Linked DNA regions of Homo sapiens: region 1 is linked to region 2. A link is a loop called in an ENCODE intact Hi-C map of the cell type or tissue named here. Cell type or tissue: sigmoid colon. All regions are shown on one strand. Each heading gives the region's core, and the rest is flanking DNA. Links, peaks and the distances in the headings are about the cores only. Region 1 overlaps PDXDC1 (pyridoxal dependent decarboxylase domain containing 1). Region 2 overlaps PDXDC1 (pyridoxal dependent decarboxylase domain containing 1).

Evidence for each region. A loop is a pair of places that touch in the nucleus more often than their neighbours do. Peaks named below come from ENCODE experiments on the same cell type or tissue, not always from the same donor. Only the 100,000 strongest peaks of a DNase experiment are listed, where the experiment ranks them.
Region 1: it touches region 2 in a loop (1.8-fold over the local background); 6 of 110 quality-filtered maps call a loop at or near these places.

What each region holds. Positions count from the first base shown.
Region 1 is chr16:15,031,649-15,036,951 of GRCh38, reverse strand. PDXDC1 (pyridoxal dependent decarboxylase domain containing 1) reads right to left here. Exons shown (of 23, transcript NM_015027.4): 17 at 5,046-5,217; 18 at 3,973-4,091; 19 at 3,553-3,674; 20 at 2,574-2,666; 21 at 2,399-2,495; 22 at 1,399-1,503; 23 at 1-936. The coding sequence ends at 677. Among named protein-coding and RNA genes, the nearest start is that of NTAN1, 22 kb to the left of the region's middle. In sigmoid colon, for the core only: no CTCF peak of the experiment used is centred there; a DNase peak (open chromatin) is centred at 3,401.
Region 2 is chr16:14,985,995-14,991,422 of GRCh38, reverse strand. All of the region lies in intron 1 of PDXDC1 (pyridoxal dependent decarboxylase domain containing 1), which reads right to left. It also overlaps the pseudogene LOC728138. Among named protein-coding and RNA genes, the nearest start is that of PDXDC1, 14 kb to the right of the region's middle. In sigmoid colon, for the core only: no CTCF peak of the experiment used is centred there; DNase peaks (open chromatin) are centred at 1,377, 2,658 and 3,122; H3K4me3 peaks cover 537 bases.

The DNA.
Region 1 (5,303 bases), core at 282-5,281, 45 kb before region 2:
TCAGGAGGAGACTTTACAGTTTCTCTTTACAAACGGTATATAATGGGAGAAATGGCCTTGTGGCAGAGGACAGTCCCAGACAGCAGCCTTGCCACAGCTCAAGTAGACACAGTCCTTACTAAGTCTCCACGAAGAGCAGTAGCTGGGGAGGGCTTCTGATGCTCTTATTTACAATCCCACAATCACTGCTCTCCTTCAAGTCTAGCAGTCCCACTGTATATTGCAACTTGATCGTACTAAAGACCGACAGCAAAGGATACAGCCAGTCTCGCCTCTGTGAAGTGTTGCAGAGAACCTGGAGAGTGCTAATGAAAAGCTGTTTTACCAAAAAGTTGCCACGGGCAACCTCATATACTTAGGCTTATGTTTAGAAAGAGCAAGGGTGCTACTGGTAGACACTTGAAATTCGAAGTGTTTTTTGTGAATAAAATGTGTTTATGGTAACTTAGGGAAAAGTCGTAGTAGGACAGCAAACGTGGTTCTACATGTACATGAAGTTAGACAAGCTGACTCCCCTCCTAGAAAGCCTACCTTTCAGGCACATATTTGTGCCAAAATCCCAGTGAAGCACAAACAACAGTAATTTATATTAGTATGTGGCACAGTTCACATTTCCAATAGAACTTCATCTTCCCTGAAACAATACTCAGTACAGTCTCAAACCACACAATGAGTCTCATCTTAAGCTCTCCGGTCCTTCTACCTGTGAGTGGTCATCTTCTGGGTGTGGGACCCCTTTCTGGAAGGCCTCGGTCTGGTCGGTGTGCTGAGGGCTGGGAGCCCCTGGGTGTCCCTCAGTGCTGCTGGCCTCGAGGGTGATCTGCTCCGGCCCACTGGATAGGCGCTCCACCTTTTCTAAGTCTTCAATGTGACTGACTGAGCTGGTCTCACTCAAAGCATCTGAACCTCGCAGGGACCTTTTAAAAGGCTTCTGGCCTACAGAAAGGGCAGACAGACTGCGCTGAAACTCAGTGAGGATACTTCTGCAACACAGGCTGTCTCTGCAACAGATAATTGCTTTATTTCACAACACAGCTTCAGCAGAAACCTTTACTGGCTCTGAGGTGTTTTAGGAGATGAGAAAACCGAGAGCTGCTAGCTTGACACCAACATGCTCCCCAGGCCGGGGAACTCTAAGGTCATCTTCATTAGGAAACGCCCAGGAGGGTAAACACCACAGTGACAATGTCATCTTTCAAGACCCCAACTTCCCCTTAGCGCACTACCGTGGGATTTCTTCAAGGCTGAATCCCACGGCTACCAAGATGGTTAAAGAGATGGTAGTAGTTGGTCTTAAGAGAAATAGACCTCTGGAGTTCAAGAACCCAGAAAACAAACGCAAGTAACAGTCAACAGGGGAAACCTGTTACCTGAACTCGGTGCAGAGGCGTCACTTACCTGGAAGCCTCTGCTTGGTGCGACTGCCCGAGGGCGTTGGAGGCAGCGTGACTCCTGCACCTTGTGCTTTGTAGACATATATGGGTTCTGTGGACTCCAGAGAGCCTGCGGGAGAGGAGAGGGCTGGGTAGAAGCTACAGGCACAGGCTGCCCTTGAAGACACCACCTGCCCTCACACAGCCTTGCTCCCCAATAACCTCCTTCCAGCCACTGAGCCTGCCACAGACTGGTGGAGAGAAGGGCACTTATGAATGTGCCGTGAGCTAGAGAAAGCCACCTCACAGGGCCAGTACCGCCAGCATCCGCCAGCAGTATGGCGTAAGCACACCCAGGGAGCCAGGCCCAACAGGGAAACGTACTGTAGCCACAAGAAGTGGGTGCCTTTTTGCTGAAGGCTAAGGCTTGGCAGATTAGAAATCAGATTATCTTTTGCTTTCATGACAATGGAGTCATCGTTTCCTGGGAAAGAATGAAGGAAGGGGCTCGAGTGTAGGAAATTATTTCCTTGGTAGAACAGGAAAGGAGTCACGGACTGTTAACACCCTCCCCACATTCCAGCGGCTGAAACGCTTGCTGGCTGCCTGGTTCAAAATAAACCGTGCCAGCACTCCATGCTTCAGTCTCTGCATTGCCACTTGCAAAAGCTGTCCTCTGCTGGGGCAGAACACACATGAAGACAAGAAGTATTAACCCTGAACCAAAATGCCCAAGACACAGCACCCTGAGAGTCTGCACGGCTGAGTGGGCGTGTCCTCATGGCCTTGCGGTGGTGACAGCTGTGGAGAGTGGGTAGCTGCTTCCTTGCTGTTTCAGCCGCCAGGGTGCGGTGGGGAGGAGGACAGGGCACACCAGAACTTGTCTCCTCAGATGTCCGGCCCACACCCAGTGATGAAGAACGGGAACCAGGGCGGGATTCTCAGTGGGAAGTGTTGGGACCCAAGGGCATTTGGTGAAACCTCCCAAGGTCAGCAAGACCTGGGAAGAGGCTATGCCGTCCTACCTGCTGTCAAGTTAAAAGTTCTTCCCTTCTGTAAAGCCTGGACCGGAGAAAACCAATTCAGCACGGAGCCCACTACAGGGATCTGCCGCAACACCCCCTGCAAGACAGGACCAGAGTTCAGGGCCACCTGGCCTCACGGCGGCTCCCCCAGCCTGCTGCCCATCGGGGGCCTCACCTCTTCCAGAAGCCGTTCTTCACTTGCCTTCTGCAGCTCCACTTGAGCTTCCTGAATGCCTTTCCGAACCACTTCTGTCATGTTTTCCAGAAGCTGTGGCAAGACCAAGAAAGACATTACTTGTTTAAGGTTCTCACCTGGGGCCCAGAAGAGCTAGTAACACAGCACTGAGGGAATTTTTCAAAAGCAGGTCAATGAAATCCTGCATTGAAAAGCCGGCGTAAAACGAACAGAAACTCAAAGACAAGCAGATAACATGCTCATAGAGGCCTAGGCAGACACACCTTGGTGACCAGCCTCATTTGCTACGTATTCTTGAAAACAGAGAAGTCATAAAGTCAGGCTGGAAAGAAACCTTAAGGAGTCCACCCAGAAAGGAATGAAGCTGGCTTCTCGGCCGCATGTCCAATGGCTCGTGTCTCTCTCCTTTCAGAGCAGTCTTACCTTGGTCCCTCTTCTCTCCTTTTGAGTGATTTTTAGGGAAGTAATCATCTGTTTGGAGGATACCTTATCAGCCTTGTATCCTGGTCCTCCATGCTAAGGGACCCACAGCAGTAGGTCTATTCCTGGTGGGAAGTGCTATAGGGAAGGGGTGTAGGGGGAACCACACATACAACAGCCCATTTCATTCACCCTCAGGACACAGCTCCAGAGCAGAAGTCCTCCCTGACCTTGGTGGCAGGGGTGAATGTGTCTGCCTGAGTGTCCAGCTACCCGCCCTCTTCTCTAAGGCAGGGTTACTACACAGCGTGGCTATGTGGATCTTTCCCCCTGAGCTTGTGAGATCACTGGGGCATGGGCTGTGTCAAACCTACTTGGCATCTCTGACACCTGGCACAAGGCCCAGCTTACAGGAAACATTGACAGACTTTGAGAGACAACGAACAGACATCCCAAGGGCAGCTGCTTTCCTCGTGGCCCCTGCTGTTTGGTGGGACAAAACTCAGAAGAGGAATGAACACTGATGGGTGCTACGGACCCTCGAGTTCTCCTCTATCTCCCGGGCTGTGGCCGCAATGGTCTCCACGAGCTCAGCAGCATCGACGTTGTCGCTCGCCATGCCGACATAAAGGCAGCTCTTCATGCTCTTATACTCAGGGCCTGCAAAGGTAACGAGACAAACTTGAGTTTCTCAGTCCTCTGTCATGGGTGAGACGTGGACCTACTCTCCTGTTCAGGGTCCTGACCACACACAAAGGGGTCTCCTCCATGGAGATTCTAAGGGCGGAGAGAAAGGCCTGGCAAGGCTGCAGAAGGGGAGGGAGGTCTCAGAACCGCATCTTCGCCTGGAACCCAGCCCGAGAGGCGCTAGCCCGCTAAGGGATGAGCCGTCGTCTTCAAAGCCGGTTACCAAGTGTCCTTCCAAACCCCACAGCTGACTTACAAAGTAAGCAGTTACCTATTTTAAAGGTTAGGTCAGATTCCAGTTCATTTAACTTCTTCAGGAGTCCAGCATGGATGTTTTCCCCTTCGGGATCTGATTTCAAACTGCTCTTATCATCATTAGCATGTTCATACCTAAAACAACATCAAACCACAGCATTTCAGCTTAAAAGATCAAATGTCTCTTCTGATACAGGATTAGAAACCTCTAAATATTAGCAAGACAATGCAGTGGAACCAGTGGGCAAAAGAGCTACTGCGAGTGTCTCCAGACCACAAACTTTCTGGAAGTGTGCCAGGAGTAAAGAGAAAGTCACAGGAAAGCCTTTTTTTTTTTTTTTTAAAGCAGGGTCTCACTTGGTGGCCCAGGCTGGGGTGCAGTGGCATGATCTTGGCTCACTGCAACCTCCACCTCCTGGGCTCAGTTGATCCTTCCATCTAAGCTTCCCGAGTAGCTGGGACTACAGGTGTGCACCACCACCTCTGGCTAATTTTTGTATTTTTTCTAGAGATGGGGTTTCGCCATGTTGTCCAGGCTGGACTCAAGCTCCTGGCCTCAAGTCATCTATGCTCCTGTTGGCCTCCCAAAGTGCTGGGATTACAGGCATGAGCCACCGTGCCCAGCTGAAAGCCTAAGTCTTTAGTTCCATACAAGGTCTGGAAGTCTCATGGGCAATACAAAAAGAGGTTTGCCTCACCTCTGAAGGCGAGAAAGCAGCCATAGGACTGCACCCAGTTCTCTCCCCGAGAGCTGGGTTCTTTTTCTTACTGATTTGCAATTCTCTATATGCCCTGGATAGTAACCATTCTCAGTGAGTGATATATACCTGTTGGCATCTTCTCCTAGGTAGCTGAGAGTCGGCACCTACAGACAGAACATTCAGCAACTCCCCTCCCTGAGCGCCACGCTGGCCAAATTGCCTGCTTGCACTGTGCTTTTGTAAATGCCCAGAAAACCGAGTTGCATTTTCGTTAAGCATATTGTGACTACACGTTCATCTTGGATTTCTAAGGTGGTTCAGAAAATGACCCACTCATGTTCTTTATACAGAAAAGTCTCCAACATCAAGCGGCAGGCCAAGACTTTACCTGACAACCCCTATTCCAGACCAGTTAGGGTCATCAACATATAGGAGACCTGCTGTTGCTTCCACTTCCTGCTTGAACTCTTCACGCAACTGGAGCGTACAGCACAGCACTGGCAGTTTGCTTTCTATGCAGGCTACGAGCTGATCCACATCCTCTCCCCGAGTTCCTAAAACTGAAGATGTTCACAATGTCAGAGAAATGCTCACGAGATGGCCAATGACAAGAGGGCAGGGCTCCCTCTTCCACTACTGGGAAGGT
Region 2 (5,428 bases), core at 217-5,216:
AGGTTTAGGTGGGATGATCACTTGAGCCTGGGAGGTTGAGGCTCTGGTGGTGAGCCATGATCACACCACTGCACTCCAGCCTGGTCAACAGAGAACCTGTCTCGACAACAACAAATACACACACACACACACACACACACACACACACACACACATATCTATATACATATATAATACATATATATACACACAAAATAGTTTAGAAGCCACATTGTGTGAACATGCATTTATAAACACTAAAATCCCGTGTAATGACAAGATGCTTAAACTGAAAGGCAGGAGGGAAATGCAGATTCACAATCCCCAGGTGAATCTCTGACTCTGGAGTGTACATGCAGTTTACGTAAACGTAAACTGGCTTATGTTTAAATTGTTCTTGCTGGCCGGGCGCAGTGGCTCACGACTATAATCCCAGCACGTTGGGAGGCCGAGGTTGACGGATCACCTGAGGCCCAGGAGTTCGAGACCAGCTTGGCTAACACGGCAAAATCCCGTCTCTACTAAAAATACAAAAATTAGCTGGGCATGGTCACGTATGCCTGTAGTCCTAGGTACTCGGAAGGCTGAGGCAGGAGAATCGCTTGAACCCAGGAGGCGGAGGCTGCAGCGAGCTGAAATTGCGACACTGCACTTCAGCCTTGGCGCCAGACCAAGATTGTCTCAAAAAATTAAATAAAAATAAATAAATCATTCTTGCTCTTCAGGGAGTAAGCCCAGGGGGGAGTGGGTGGGTAGGAAAAGCAGCACTGATAGTTAAGTTTGGGTGAATAAATGTGAACAATGACTCCAATGCCATAGACCCTCACGTGTTTGTTGCATTAATTGGATAATTCAAAATATAAAGTATTATCCAGTTTCAGGATAATATTAAGATCTAAACCAATGAATGCTCTATGAAAAGTTGTAGATTAACTGATCCCTTAAAACTAAAAACAGCGTCTTCATAAGCTTCTACTGGGGGCAGCTACCACTTTCTTCATCACATTTCTTATCCTCAATAGCTGTGGGCAATGCCAAAATAGCTGTATGATCAACATTAATAAACAACACCAGGGCAACAGCCAGACACAAACCTAAATGAAGAATTAAATTGTAGGAGAAGGAGGAGGAAGCAGCGATGGCGGCTGCTGCGGCGGTTGCGGCGGGGGCCGGGGTGGGCGCCGCGGTCTGGGCCGGGCAGTGAGGCACGGGCGGCCGGGCCGGTGGGCTGGGCGGCGGGCCCGGCGGCCGCCCTCGCGCCCTTGCCCGCGCCTGGCGGCCCGATGTGGCTACAGCAGGGGCTCAAGGGGCTGCCGGGACTGCTGTCGAGCAGCTGGGCCCGCCGCCTCCTCTGCCTGCTTGGCCTCCTACTGCTGCTTCTGTGGTTTGGGGGGTCCGGCGCGCAGCGGGCGGCGGGCGGCCTGCACCTGCTTCCCTGGTCCTGGGGTGAGCCGGGCGCCACCGAGCCGTCTGCCTGCCTGGAGGCGGCCACCCGCGCCTGGCGCGGCCTGCGGGAGCGCGGCGAGGCGGTACCGCTGGGCCCTGGAGTGCCGGCCCTGGTGGCCAACGGCTTCCTGGCCCTGGACGTGGCTGCCAATCGGCTGTGGGTGACTCCCGGGGAGCGGGAGCCCGCCGTGGCGCCGGACTTTGTGCCCTTCGTGCAGCTGCGCCCGCTGAGCGCGCTGGCTGAAGCTGGAGAGGCGGTGCTGCTGCTGCGGGAGGGGCTGCTGCGCCGCGTGCGTTGCCTGCAGCTGGGGTCCCCAGGTCCTGGCCCCGTGGCCGCCGGCCCCGGGCCCGCCTCCGTCTCTGGCCTTGCCGCGGGGTCCGGCCGCGACTGCGTGCTGCTGCAAGAGGGCTTTCTGGCGCACAGGGGCCGACCCCACGTCTACCTGCAGCGCATCCAGCTCAACAACCCCACGGAGCGCGTGACCGCGCTGCAGACTGTGGGGCCCACTGCCGGCCCAGCCCCCAAGGCCTTCACCAGTACCCTGGAGAAGGTCGGAGACCATCAGTTCCTCCTCTACTCAGGCCGGTCCCCGCCTACGCCCACTGGGTTGGTGCACCTGGTGGTGGTGGCCGCCAAGAAGCTGGTGAACCGCCTCCAAGTGGCTCCCAAGACGCAGCTGGATGAGACGGTGCTGTGGGTGGTGCACGTCTCTGGCCCCATTATCCCCCAGGTGCCCAAAAGCAAAGCAGCCAAGGAGCTCAAGGCGCTGCAGGACTTGGCACGGAAGGAAATGCTGGAGCTCTTGGAGATGCCAGCGGCGGAGCTGCTTCAAGACCACCAGCTCCTCTGGGCTCAGCTCTTCAGCCCAGGAGTGGAAATGAAGATCACTGACACCCACAGGCCGTCTGGCCTCACCGTGAACCTGACGCTCTATTACATGCTCTCCTGCTCGCCAGCCCCGCTGCTCAGCCCCTCCCTGAGCCACAGGGAGCGAGACCAGATGGAGTCGACGCTCAACTATGAAGATCACCGCTTCAGCGGGCACGCCACCATGCACGCCGAGAACCTGTGGCCGGGGCTGCTGTCCTCCGTCCAGCAGATCCTGCAGCTCTCTGACCTGTGGAGGCTGACCCTCCAGAAGAGTGGCTGCAAGGGGCTGGTGAAGGTGGGTGCCCCAGGCATCCTGCAGGGCATGGTGCTCAGCTTCGGGGGGCTGCAGTTCACAGAGAACCACCTCCAGTTCCAGGCCGACCCCGACGTGCTGCAGAACAGCTATGCATTGCATGGCATCCGCTACAAGAACGACCATATCAACCTGGCCGTGCTGGCGGATGCCGAGGGCAAGCCCTACCTACACGAGTCCGTGGAGTCCCGTGGCCAGCCTGTCAAGATCTATGCCTGCAAGGCAGGCTGCCTGGACGAGCCAGTGGAGCTGACCTCGGCGCCCACGGGCCACACCTTCTCGGTCATGGTGACACAGCCCATCACGCCACTGCTCTACATCTCCACCGACCTCACACACCTGCAGGACCTGCGGCACACGCTGCACCTCAAGGCCATCCTGGCCCATGATGAGCACATGGCTCAGCAGGACCCCGGGCTGCCCTTCCTCTTCTGGTTCAGCTTGGCCTCCCTCATCACCCTCTTCCACCTCTTCCTCTTCAAGCTCATCTACAACGAGTACTGTGGGCCTGGAGCCAAGCCCCTCTGCAGGAGTAAGGAAGATCCCAGTGTCTGAGTGAACTAACAGTCCTGCTTTCAGCCACCATTTGCACAAGACACCCAGCACTGAAAGTCCCACTGCCAGGAGCAAGGGATCCTTTGGAAGCACCCGCCCTTTGTGCCTTGTTGGGGGAAACCAGTGACGCAGAAGCGAGTGTGGATACACCAGAGTTTGCATTGGAAGGAATGAGTGTCACGTGGGGAGGGAAGGGGCCAGTGGACCTTTTGTAAGCTTTCCACTCAATAAAATGAACCTGTATGGCAAAAAAAAAAAAAAAAAAAGAATTGTATAAAGATGTATAAAGATGTCTATTAGTTAGTACATAGGAAAATGTTTGATAATGTTGGCAGAAAAAAAAAACAGGCCAGGCGCAGTGGCTCACACCTGTAATCCCAGCACTTTGGGAGACCAAGGTTGGTGGATCACCTGAGGCCAGGTGCTTGAGACCAGCCTGGCCAACATAGCAAAACCCCGTCTCTACTAAAAATACAGAAATTAGCCAGGCGTGGTGGGGGGTGCCTGTAATCCCAGCTATTCGGGAGACTGAGGCAGGAGAACTGCTTGAACCTGGGAGGCGGAGGCTGCAGTGAGCAGAGATGGTGCCACTGCACTCCAGCCTAGGCGACAGCAAAATTCCATCTCAAAAAACAAAAAAACAAAGGAAAAACAGTATTCTATGTCAAGTTCCTCGGAAGAATGTCAAATAATTTCTGAATCCCTTAGCACTGAGTGCAGGGTCAGACACAGAGTAAATATTCAATCAGATTTATGATCCTTATAATTACTAATACTTACTGGGTTGCTTACTATATTCCAGGCATTGTGCTAATAATTAACGCCTCTACACACATTACTTCCTCACAAGCCCCAAATCATAGTACATTTTAGAGCCAGAATTTAAAACTAAGTAAAATTCTAGGACCAGTGCTCTTAACCACTGGGCAATACTGCTTCTCAATTTTATCAAGTAAGTAAATGAAGCAACTCAACACTTTAAAAAAGCTTGTACTCAAAAATCATATTTAGAACTAAGGTTTAATTTTAAAGATTATCCTTGCTTGATTAATGTTTTCACCTGGGAAGAAAGTGACACTTTACAGGGAAAATTTCTACTTTACAACAGTCTCAACCAGATGGCCGTAAACTCATCATCCAGATCAGGGCATTTTTTTTTTTTCCTTTTTCCACCAACTCTTAAACCCAAGCATTTTTAAGAGTGAAAGCATGGCCACGCATGGTGGCTCACACCTGTAAAACCAGCACTTTGGGAGGCCAAAGCAGGGCAGATCACCCAATGTCAAGAGTTTGAGACCAGCCTGGCCAACATGGTGAAACCCCGTCTCTACTAAAAATACAAATATTAGCTGGACGTGGCGGTGTGCGCCTGTAGTCCCAGCTACTCAGGAGGCTGAGGCACAAGAATCACTCGAACCTGGGAGGCGGAGCTTGCAGTTAGCCAAGAACGCGCCACTGCACTCTAGCCTGGGCAGCAGAGCAAGACTCTGTCTCAAACAAAAATCCCAAAACCAAAAAAAGTGCAACAAAGCATTTACAGAGTGGGTATATCTACATGCACATTTTCTGATAGATACTAATTGCTGAGAATTTAGACACAGTTTTACCTCTCTACAAATTCATAAATTATATTTCAAGTACAGTTAATTCTGTTGTATAAATGACGTGGGTTCAATATTTTTGCTACAATTTTATCTAACACAGTTGCATGATAGGTATGATTTAATTCTCCTTTCCTAAGAAGAGCCATTCAATTGCATGCTCACTGTCACAGAACTGAGACTTTTTTCGAGATGCAGTCTCATTCTGTCTCCCAGGCTGGAGTGCAGTGGCTTGATCTCGGCTCACTGCAACCTCCGCCTCCCGGGTTCAAGTGATTCTGCTGCCTCAGCCTCCTGAGTAGCTGGGATTCCAGGTGCCCGCCATCACGCCCAGCTAATTTTTTTGTATTTTTAGTAGAGACGGGATCTTACCATGTTGGCCGGGTCAAACTCCTGCCCTCAGATAATCTGCCTGCCTTGGCCTCCCAAAGTGCTGGGATTACAGGCGTGAGCCTCTGCACCCAGCCAGAACTGAGACTTTAATAGTTAGCTCATTTTATAAAACAAGCCCTACTATTCATACCTTCGTGAGCATTTTTTACAAACTTTTTTTTTTTTTGAGACATGACCTCGCTCTATTGTCCAGGCTGTCACAGTGGCGTGATCATAGCTGGCTGCAGCCTTGAGTTCCTGGGCTCAAGTGATCCTCTAACCTCAGCCCCC